Linked DNA regions of Mus musculus: region 2 is linked to region 1. The links are chromatin loops, found by intact Hi-C in ENCODE. Cell type or tissue: heart. All regions are shown on one strand. Each heading gives the region's core, and the rest is flanking DNA. Links, peaks and the distances in the headings are about the cores only.

Region 1 (5,377 bases), core at 110-5,109:
ACGCTCTCTTAATTTGTCTGTAAATGTTTGGTTTATGAGGCATTTTTCATAAGAAAGTTATTACCAATTCCCATTTCTTCCCACTGAACCCCCGTTCTCTTAACTTTTTTAATGCAAAGCAAACACTCCTTAGATTTATCTCTTGATTATTGTTTTTAAAAACCTTTATTACTGGAGCCACAGAAATGGCTCAGCAGTTAAGAGAACTTTCAGGGAGACTCAGGGTTGGGTTCCAGCACCCACACAGCAGCTCACTGATGTCCTTGATGTCAGGGATCCGTCACCCTCTTCTGGCTCCCATGGGCACTAGACATGCAGACATAAAATACACATAAAATAGAAATAAATCTTATCATTTCTTTTATTCTGAGGTGGACATGTGGAGTCAGTTCTTCCCTCCTCTCCCCCCTCCCCTCCCCTCCCCTCCCCTCCCCTCCCCTCCCCTTTCCCTCTTGTGTAGGCTCTGAGGGTGGAACTCAGCTGTCCAGCTCATGCAGTGAGCACACTGAGCTGCTTCGCCAGGCACTTTCTTTATGGCGGGAGTAGTGGGGAAGACCATAAGGGGTGTGGGGTGGAGGGTCTCAGTATGTATCCTTGGCTGGCCTGGAACTCACTATGTAGACAGGCTATCCCCAAATCAGAGATCTAGTTTCCTCTGTCTCCCAAATTCTGGGAGTAAAGGCCTGCACCACCACAGCCAGCATCTGGATACGATGTTTAATCTGTAAAGGCTAACATCAGACCATGTGACTGTGGTGCCAGCTCCTGGCTCCTCCTGTGTGTAATACACTGCTGCACATGTTGGTACTCTCCTGAGGTCTGCAGTTGGTGGGGGTATCCTATATAGATAAGCCAGTTTTAATATATCGGAGGGGTCTGATTATTTCCCTGTCTCCACCTCTGCCCACTCTCTAACATAGAGGTCATTCAAAAAGTCGGTGAGTGCCTGATGTACTTGTGTCTATGACGTAGGCTCTTTGCAGTAAGTGAAGCTAAGTTGTCATACACTGGGGGTGGAGGGTGACTTTAGGAGTTATATGGCTCAGACCCAGGCGTCATCCTGACTTCAGGAGTATGTCTACAGTGTCTTGACTTGCAGCACTCTGTGGTGTTACGCTTGTCAATAATAATAATAATAATAATAATAATAATAGTGTGGCTGCTCCAGAGACCTATCCGGTGGGTAGACCTGGAGGTTCTTGCTTGCTATCCTGAAGTTTTCTTTTAGGGTACAAGTTTATAGTGATTAGTGTGGTCCCAGTACTGTGCACACCACCCCATCTAGTTCCAAAACATTTCATCACCTCAAAGAAAACCATGTACCCATAAGCATTTCCAAGTTCCTCCCTCCCCCTCAGCCCCTGGTAGCTACTAACCTACGAATTTGCATATTCCACACATAGCATATAGCATTTTCTATACTGTATGGCCTTTGTGTCTGGTTATTTCAGTGAACACCGTGTTTTTAAGATTCACATTGTGGCTTTGTCATTACTTCATCCCTTTTTACGACTGAATGATACTCTGTATATGTATACCAAAATTAGTTTTATAACCATAACAGAACTTTTGAATCTAGCTCTAACAGCTATTTCACTGTAAAGATGCCTTGTCTATTCTTAATAGAGGGCCATTTGGGGATGGCAAATTTGCCTTTCTCTTAAGGCTTTTTACATATTTCTGGCTATGCCAGTCTTCCCTTGGGGAGATTGTCAGACTCATAAAAAGATGCTGTCTCTATCAGTTGTCAGATGACTACGAGAGTGTATAAGATCTGTCCTAATTTAACTAAATTTGATCTTAGCTAAGAATGGACATTGAGTTCTTTGCCTATTCTTTTTAAAAGTTTAGTTTTAAGGAATAGTATTTAGAATATATTCCTTCAGAACCTATACTGGGGCAGCAGATTAGAACCAACAAACCAGCAGCTGCCTGTATGTTTTATTTGCATGTTCATAGTGTCTAAACTGTTGGCTTTATTCTGCAGAGCTGAGCATGAGTGAAAAACTGCATGGCCGTAGCCTGTGGTGTTCACTGTCTAGGCCTTTGTCTCAGGAACCCTGTGTGTCTTTAGTAATTGGGATTGCAGAGTGCTTTGTTTATGTAATCACTTATAATCATGGTCATCAGAATTTACCATGCCAGGAATAAGTGTGTGTATAAGTAAACATATTTTAGAATTTGTAATAGTGGGGTCAGCTGTCAAGAGCACCTGGCAGCTCTCCTAGAAGACCTGGGGTTGACTCCCAATACTCACACGGCAACTCACAACCCTCTAGAAGTCCAGTCTTGGTGTATCCAGCACCCTCTGCTGGCCTCCAGGGATACTGCACACATATGGTGCATAAACAGATAGCTGGCAAAACACACATACACATGAAAATAATAAATAAAAATGCCAAAGATCTTTTAAAAATTTGCAACAGTGAATCATTTTTTTTTTTGCCTTACATATCTGAAAATATCTTACTGTCCAGTATTTTAAAAGATAAGTTCTTCTGCTCTCTTCAGCAGCACAGACTAAAATTAGAACAATGCAGAGATTAGCGTGGCCCCTGTTCAAGGTCAGCCTGCAAATTCATGAAGCGTTCCGTGTTTTTTAAAGAAGGTCTCAGTCTTTCTGTGTTCATCCTCTTGTGGTATCACAAATCGTGGTGTCCCTGGAGGCCTCTCCTGCATACTCAGGAGGAGAAAAGCATGAGACTGGTGCCATTTAGAGCCTGAGGAAGTCTGTCTTCTCATCGGAAGCCCCCAAAGGTTTCATACCCGGGGTCTGCAGCGCCTAGTCAAGCATGATGTATTTTGGACTGCATCATCTTATGCCTGCTGGGTCAACAGTGATGTTTGCCTTAGGACTCTGGAATGTGCTCTGTTTGTTGTTGGTATTTGCATATTTACAGGGGGCATTGCACACATCTTATAATGTGAGGACCATTCCCTCAGGATTGAGGCCAGGAGCGCAGGACTATGTCTATCCATTGGTAGACTTTTACATGTTATTACAAGAGCTTTTCCTAACCTAATCACATTTCCTTCTTTGCTGTAGCAGCTAGGAGGCTTGGAGCCTGCTTTTGCTCCCATTGGTATGCATGTCTTATATTCTAACCCTGTTCTTACCTCCTTTTCCCCTTTAGTTCTTCATCTGTATCTTGGTGCTCATTGGTGCTCATTATGCATTTCTGTAAGTTAAAGTTTATTCAGCATTGCTATAAATTCTCATCTTCATTGGAACAAGATTAAGTGTAATCCTCTTAGGTAAAACTTGTTCCCTTCTTATTGTATGAACCTTCTGTCAAGACTGGTGATATGTCATCAGCACCGCAGCATGGCTCTTCCCAGGCATGCATGAGGACCCGGTGGTGACCCCCAGTACTACCAAATAAATAAAGAGACCTGAGTATGGCAGACTCTGTTTTGATTTCTAGAACTGAGCCAGTCACTTGTGCTGTTACTTTCTCCAAGTTATTTAGAGAAGTAGCCGTGCTAGTGTGGAAAGCTCCAGAGCTATCCTGTGTCACTGTAGACTGTCTAAGCACCGTTGTGTGGCGGTTTGTTACGCACCGCCCACCCACAGCCCCCTCATCTCAAACACAGCCTTACTACTACTACTTTGTTATAAGCACCTTTTGTCAAGCTTGCCATGGTCCTTAAGTTACTGCCTCCAATGAAATTCTCAGTTAATTGGCTTTCCATCGGCACAATTCTGCTTTTAAATTAGGAAAACCTCTAAAACAATCGTGCTTCCAAACTGTCCACCTTCTCCTTATTTATTACATACAGCCTGAACTCAATGGAAGCTTCGTGGCTCTGAAGGTGGGCCCCCGTGACGGCCTCAGGCCCCTGTGTTGTTGACAGAAGTCCAGATGTATATTACTGAGACATTGTGCTAATGTTTTAAAAGGGGAAAACTATATTCTATAAAAAGGGAACTGAATAGATAGAAAAAATGTTTTTCTTTTCTTGCTTTTTAAAAGATGAACCTACTATGTAGCCCTGGCTGGCCTAGAACTTTGTAGATCAGGCTGACCTCTGAAGATCCACATCTCTGCCACCATGTACTAGATTAATTGCGGCTGACTTGCTGATTTATTCATTATTTATTTATTTATTTATTTATTTATAAACAAGGTCTCCCAGTATATCCCTGGCTAACGTAGAATTCATTGTGTCGAGGCCAGCTCTGGCAACACCACTCCTGGCCTCAGGATATTCTCTGTAAAATGTCATTGCAATTTTCAGAAGACTATGCAGTCTTAAGTGATGAACAGCAGGGTTTTGCTTGCTGTTGTTCCGAAAGTGGAGTCACCCAACCAGAAAAATAGAGTAAAACTGTAGATGTTGCCGGGCATGGTGGCACACGCCTTTAATCCCAGCACTTGGGAGGCAGAGGCAGGTGGACTTCTGAGTTCCAGGCCAGCCTGGTCTACAAAGTGAGTTCCAGGACAGCCAGGGCTACACAGAGAAACCCTGTCTCGAAAACAAACAAACAGACAAAAACAAACAAACAAACAAAACAACGTAGATGTTAAGAACAGGCTGAGCAAACATGGCTTCATTGGCTTTCCCACTTTTATTTTTCCAACCCAAAGCATAAACTTAAATCAGCTCAGAAGGACAAGGTCCGCCAGTTCATGGCATGCACTCAGGCTAGCGAGAGGACTGCCATCTACTGCTTGACACAGAATGAGTGGAAACTAGATGAGGCCACAGACAGTTTCTTCCAAAACCCCGAGGCGTTTCACCGAGAGTCTATGAAGAGCAGTGTGGACCAGAAGAAGCTGGAGCAACTGTACAGCAGGTACAAAGGTAAGGGTGGAATGGTGGGAGAGTGGGGCTGACGACGCTGGCGAGGTCGAGGCCAAGAGTTTCAGACCACCCTCCCACTGTGAGAACCCTCCTGGCAGAAAGGCTAGAGATGAGGGGGGAATCAAAAGACTGATAACGAGTGAGCTGTTGCCTGACCCCTGGATCCGTATCTCCCCATGCAGTGAGTGCCATGCAGAGGGAACCGATTTGCAGGCTACTGTTGGAGCTGTGTGCTACCTGTTAATACGCCCTTAACCGCCTTTGTCCCACAGGCATGGTGGGGTCTCTCAGTATGATAAAGTTAGAGAGATATCTGCTTTCTCTCTTTCATTTGTGCCATCAGTTTTCCTTCCTTGGCACCATGGTACATACCTATAATCCCAGCACTTCCAGAGCTGAGACAGGAGAGTTGCTGCAAACTCAAGACCAACCTGGGATACCCAGCAAAACCCTGTCTCAGAAGACAACATGTGCGTTGTTTATAGTAGAGTAGTAGGCTGAAGGGACGGCTCAGTGAGTAAAGCACTTGTGGTACAGCATGAGGACCCGAGTTCAGAACCCCAGCACCCAC
Region 2 (5,377 bases), core at 312-5,311, 610 kb after region 1:
CCATCCCTTGGCTGGTGGTCCTGGATTCTATAAGAAAGCAGGCTAAGGCAGCCATGGGGAACAAGTCAGTAAGCAGCATGCCACCTAGGGCCACTGCATCAGCTCTGGTTCCTGCCCTATTTGAGCTCCTGTCCTGACTTCCTTCAGTGATGGACTGTGACGTGGAAGCGTAAGCTGAATTAACCCTTTCGTCTCCAAGTTCCTCTGGTCATGGTGTCTCATCACAGCAACTGAAATCCTGACGAAGACAATGTCATTGTAATTTGTGACTATTGAAAGCTCCAGGACTTGTGGACAAGACTAGCTTTCCTGGCTGAGACTGTGAGCGATCACCCAGCCAGACCTCGCTGAGCCCACTATTAAAGTCAGGTCACCCCTGCAGGTTCTTGGCTAAATTTTAGGTTATCTTTGATCCATTTTTAATACAGGAAATGGTGTAACAGCTATCCATGTGTTGATAAATGATGTTCCTTTCTTTAAACTTTTTTTTGCTGTATCCTAAGTTACCTGTCTGTGTGAGGTGTATGAGTATATTAAGTGCAAGTGTGTTTAGAGGCCAGAGAGGGTGCTGGATCTGCAGTTACCGGCAGCCGTGAGCCTGACATGGGTGCAGGGCACCTAACTTGGGTCCTCTGGGAAAGCAGTAGTTGCTCTTAGCCACTGAAACATCTCTCCAGGTCCCCTAGATTTTGTTTTGAAATGAACACGGTGTGATGAGATGAGCCTGAGGGAATTATAACCATCCTGATAGGAGAGACAACGTTCTGAACAAACACTTAGGCCTACTCCTGTGAGTATCTGATGGTTTAAATCATGAACCTCAAGAACATTTCCTCAGGGATCCCTCTGGGGGAGAGGAAAGCATAAAGCCTTGGCGGCATCCAGGGGAGGAGCCTGCCTCTCAGAAGGAGACCTCCCAGAGTTCCTGCTTGTCAGGGCACCTTACCGGAGAGACTGGAGCTTAGACAATGCCGGGCCAGTGAGGAGCAGGACCACACCTTGGCCAGGACTGTGTAGTCAGGAACACCCCTGCCTGTTTAAGCCTCCTGTCAGAATCCAGAAGTACACTTGAGTGTCACTGGGCCCTTTCTTCTCTTTCCCATGTGGACACACTCAATAAAATGTTCTCTGATTTTTATTATTGCTTGTATCTTTAATTGACATACAGGGCACAGCACAAACATACTGTGCATAAACAGTCAAGTTTAGACTTTCAGCACCCAGGCTTTGACCCTGAAAACCTGTAACAGAATCTTGATAAATTTCTCATCCTGACATTTAGTGAAAATTACATGTCCTTCTTCACAGCTGCCATTTCTAGGTGTCTGCAGGCACTCTTAATTATATACCGATTCTATTTGTATGTGTATGTGTGTGTACTTTGGGCATCTGGGAGCCACTGAAGTCAGAAGGGTCAGATCCCTGGATGTGGAGTTACAGATAGATGGTTGTGAGCTGGCATGCGAGTGTTCAGAACTGAACCTAGTCATCTGCAGGAGAATTCAGCATTCTTAACTGCTGAGCCATGTCTCCAGCCCCTCACAGGCACTTAAAAAATACATTTTAACAATAGAATTACATCGCTCCCCTCACTTTCTTCCAGCCCCTGCCAGATCTCTGTCCTCCAGTCCCTCTCAAGCCCCAGTGCTCAAGTTAAGTACCCTTCTTTAAAAATTATTTTCACATACATCTATAGATTAGTATGTATGTGTATTCACAATTATATGTAAATACAACCTGCTAAGCCTGTTCCTTTTGCTGCTGTATATGGTTTCAAGGCTGACCACTCTGCATTGTGCAACAAATAAAGGGGTCCATCTCTGGGAGTAGCTAACTCTCTCTCCCAGCAGCCACTAGTGGCCTGTAGGTCTTTGTCTAGGGGTGGAACCCCAAGAAAACCTCTCCCTTCCACGTTAACATGTCCATCAGATATGCCACTGCTTCGGTCTAGTTTATGCAGCCATTTCCAGGAGAGATGCTCACGGCAGACTTCTTGGTATACAGGCTCTTACAATCTTCCCACGCCTACTTCCTCCAAGTTCCCTCGGCCGTGGATGCAGGAGCTGTGATGCAGATGTATCTGTTGGGATCTGGTGATCTTGCATTGTATCGAGCTGTCTTCTGGGACGGTCTCTGTTAGGTGTAAAGAGAACCTTCTTTGATGAGGCTTGGCAGCTACACTTACACAGGGACAGGGCTTGCACACCTCACTGGCACTTTACAGAAATCCTCACCCTCTCAAAATCCTGCAAGGTCACATTCGTCTCCGTTTTAAAGGTGGAAAAACTGAATCTTGAAACTGTGCCCTCTGGGAGTTTTGCCACCGGTGGGAAGATTGGAAATCGTTGGTTAGAGGGCTTCTTGGAACACTGCTACCTCCTGATCTCCCTTTCGGCACCTGAGTGGAAGCGCCTCACAGACTTTATGAAAACAAGCCACTTTCCCAGCTTTACCCTTCCTCTGTAGGACCAAAACTCACTTGCACAGGAAAGGGAACGCCCTCAAAAGTCCATTCCTAACAGGTTTTCTCTCAAAGCAGTCAGCTGGCTCCAATTCCAGGTCTCTCTCGGCTTAGGGTGGCTGTTAAACCCCACTGGCCGGCAGAGGGCAGCACAGGCCAGCTAATGGATGGATCAGTGCTCCGAGCATCCGCCTCCAGCCTCAGCCACCTGTATGAAGTAGGCAGAATGATGCATAGTTGAACCTCCTCAGGTAGGGTGCGCCCAGGTGCAACACCTTAGGTTCCAAAAGGCGCAGGCCAGTCTCCCTCTCTTCTGGTGTAGCCTGGAGATGAGACAAAAGAAGACTGGACCACAGGCAGATTTTTTCTGGCACCTCGCCCACCCCGTAGGGACCTGTTGTAACCGGAGTGTGGGGTTTCCCTGCAGGAACTATAGTAAAGGACATCTTTTCAAAAATAGTTCTGATCATGGCAAGGCTAGACACAGGAGCTCGAAAAAGAGCTACAGGGAACTTACACTCACTCGAAGCACCCAGGGGGCTTTGGGAGGATCACATGTTTTTGTTTTTTGAACTCTGAGCAGCACCCATAGCTCTGGGTCACCGTGAGGTTACCTGGTGAGGGTTTGTTTTTGTTTTGTTTTTTAAATCAATCTTCTAATTTATTAATGTGTTACAATGAGAAGCGCAACTGTATCTTATAGTCTATCATGACTTCAATGCGGGCTTTAGAATTAAACTCTGTTGCTAAGTTTTATTTTTGTGGCGCAGTCCCCATTAGGTGTGCTGTGCTGTGCTGTACTGTGGTGATCATGGTAATCTGGCCAATTGAAGAAGCCGAGCTCTGCCGTAACAGGAACTCCAGCAATGCCTTCACTCCCTACAGGCAGGTCCAATGTGATAAGGCCAATGTTTCCATATTGCTGAGAGAAATGGTCTCACCTGTAGGTTTTCCTCACGAAGCAATGCATTCAAAAGTGGAGGTTCAGATTGTTAGAATGCACTTCCCATAGCTGTTTAGGAGGTCTTAGATTTACTGCCACAGTTCTGGTGGTGGCCATACTACAGCTCGGTTAGTTATGTTTCAGGGTGCTTACGCAGTTCTGTGACAGCCACACAGCAGGATTATAGCAATGCAGGAATCAGCTTGCCTAGCTGCGCACTTTCCCTCCACTTTCCAGTGCTGTTGATAGGGAAGGGGAATCAGTGACCAATGGCACATGTAGTGCAGGGCTGCTCCCCGTAGTCCTGGCTTCCACACTGGCTGCTGGTAGTACTACCTTGGAAGACTATGGAAACACCGGGACATGAGGCCTCACTGGAAAGAACAGGACTCTGGGTGCGTTGGCCCTACTTCATGTCCTGTTTCCTGGTGGACTGAAATGTGAGCAGATGGCCTTGTGCTCTGGCTGCAGCCCTGACTCTTTCCCTGACATGGTAGTGGACTGTACTCTCAAACTGCTGGCTGGAATACATTCTTCCTGAAGCTTCCTGGGTGTTCAGTTATAGTTTGAGAAAATAGCTATTACACTAACACCCACAAGCTATTGACTAAATAAGCAGATGGCAGGGGGAGGGAGAGACAGAGAAATCTCTCATGCAGAGTACTGGATGATCTCTGCAGATGTTCATCTCTGGAGGCACGAGGTGAGGTCTGCCACTTTTCTCAAAATCACTGATTTTTTTTATGTTGACCAGTCAGAACTCAGAGTACAGATGTGTGCATGCAACAAGGCGTGTGTGGAGGTCAGACGACAACTTGACAACTTTATGTGGCCGGTTCTCTCCCTCCATCAGTCCATGGGTTCAAACCCGGCCTGCCAGGCTCCCATGGGTCCTCACTGCGCTCTTGTGTTCACTGCCTCGTTGGCCCTTTGTGTATGTGAGGACCGGTATGCTTACCTGAAGTGTACCTTTCTCCCATGGTTCTGCCCTCAGTGCCCATTTCTGTGCCTTTGGCCTGAGCCCCCCACCCCTACTGCCCCTGCTATTATTTCTCCATATGTTTGCAAGTTTGCACTTATTTTTTTCTGGACTCAAACTGTGTCCAGAAAACTGCCTTGTGTTGGGTGACTACTCTTTCCACTCATCTTATACTCTCACCTGACTTTTATACCTGGCTTCTCGGGTCTTCCCTATGTCTGCTCAGCTTATGTGAACTTACATGTCTTGACTGAGGCAGAGCCTGGAGGGACTTCATTCTGCATTGACAGACCCTTGAGTGGGCTAGGAACACAGTCAAATGAGTCTTATGTCTCCCTTGAGTCTAGTGTCCTGCTGAGGTCCTAGTTTTCTTGCCAGTCAGCATTTTATGGGGTGCATGAGACTTTAAGGTACTGTCTCTACCATGTGGGACTAACAGGGCTGAGTCTGCTGAGTAGATGGTCTCTGTAAAAGCCATCTTGCTTAGGTCAGCCTTTTTTGCTCTTTTTTTTTTAAAAAAAGATTTATTTATTTATTATTATATGTAAGTACACTGTAGCTATCTTCAGACACAGCAGAAGAGGGCATAAGATCTCATTACAGATGGTTGTGAGCCACCATGTGGTTGCTGGGATTTGAACTCAGGACCTCTGGAAGAGCAGTCAGTGCTCTTAACCACTGAGCCATATCTCCAGCCCCCTTTTGTGCTCTTTTTATTCAGGTTTTCAGTGGGATGAATGAAGCTTGACTCTAAGTTAGTTATTCAAAGACCTCTGTCATGGTTCAGATCTTAAATGTCCTGCCAGAGGTCGCTTGTTGAAGGCCTGGTGTCCAATGCAGCAATGTTTAGAATCAGGTGTAAAGGCTAGGATTCAGTAAATGGATGTGAAGTTAATTAACATTGATTGTCATCTTGACAGGATTGACAGTCACCTGGGAGACAAGCCTCTGGGCATGCCTGTGATACATCATGTATTTTATTGGGATAGCTAAA

Evidence for each region. Hi-C counts contacts between places; a loop is a spot of excess contacts. Peaks named below come from ENCODE experiments on the same cell type or tissue, not always from the same donor. Only the 100,000 strongest peaks of a DNase experiment are listed, where the experiment ranks them.
Region 2: a loop joins it to region 1, with 3 times the contacts of the local background. A loop is called at or near these places in 1 of 42 quality-filtered maps.

What each region holds. Positions count from the first base shown.
Region 1 is chr8:13,280,338-13,285,714 of GRCm38, reverse strand. Dcun1d2 (DCN1, defective in cullin neddylation 1, domain containing 2 (S. cerevisiae)) reads left to right here. Exons shown (of 7, transcript NM_001024504.2): 2 at 4,590-4,806. It also overlaps the pseudogene Gm25014. Among named protein-coding and RNA genes, the nearest start is that of Tmco3, 5.0 kb to the left of the region's middle. In heart, for the core only: a CTCF peak has its summit at 2,333 (motif pointing left); no DNase peak of the experiment used is centred there; H3K27ac peaks cover 578 bases.
Region 2 is chr8:12,674,981-12,680,357 of GRCm38, reverse strand. 4931415C17Rik (RIKEN cDNA 4931415C17 gene) reads right to left here. Exons shown (of 2, transcript NR_166502.1): 2 at 1,133-2,784. Among named protein-coding and RNA genes, the nearest start is that of 4931415C17Rik, 5.2 kb to the right of the region's middle. In heart, for the core only: a CTCF peak has its summit at 2,599 (motif pointing right); a DNase peak (open chromatin) is centred at 2,617; H3K27me3 peaks cover 3,179 bases.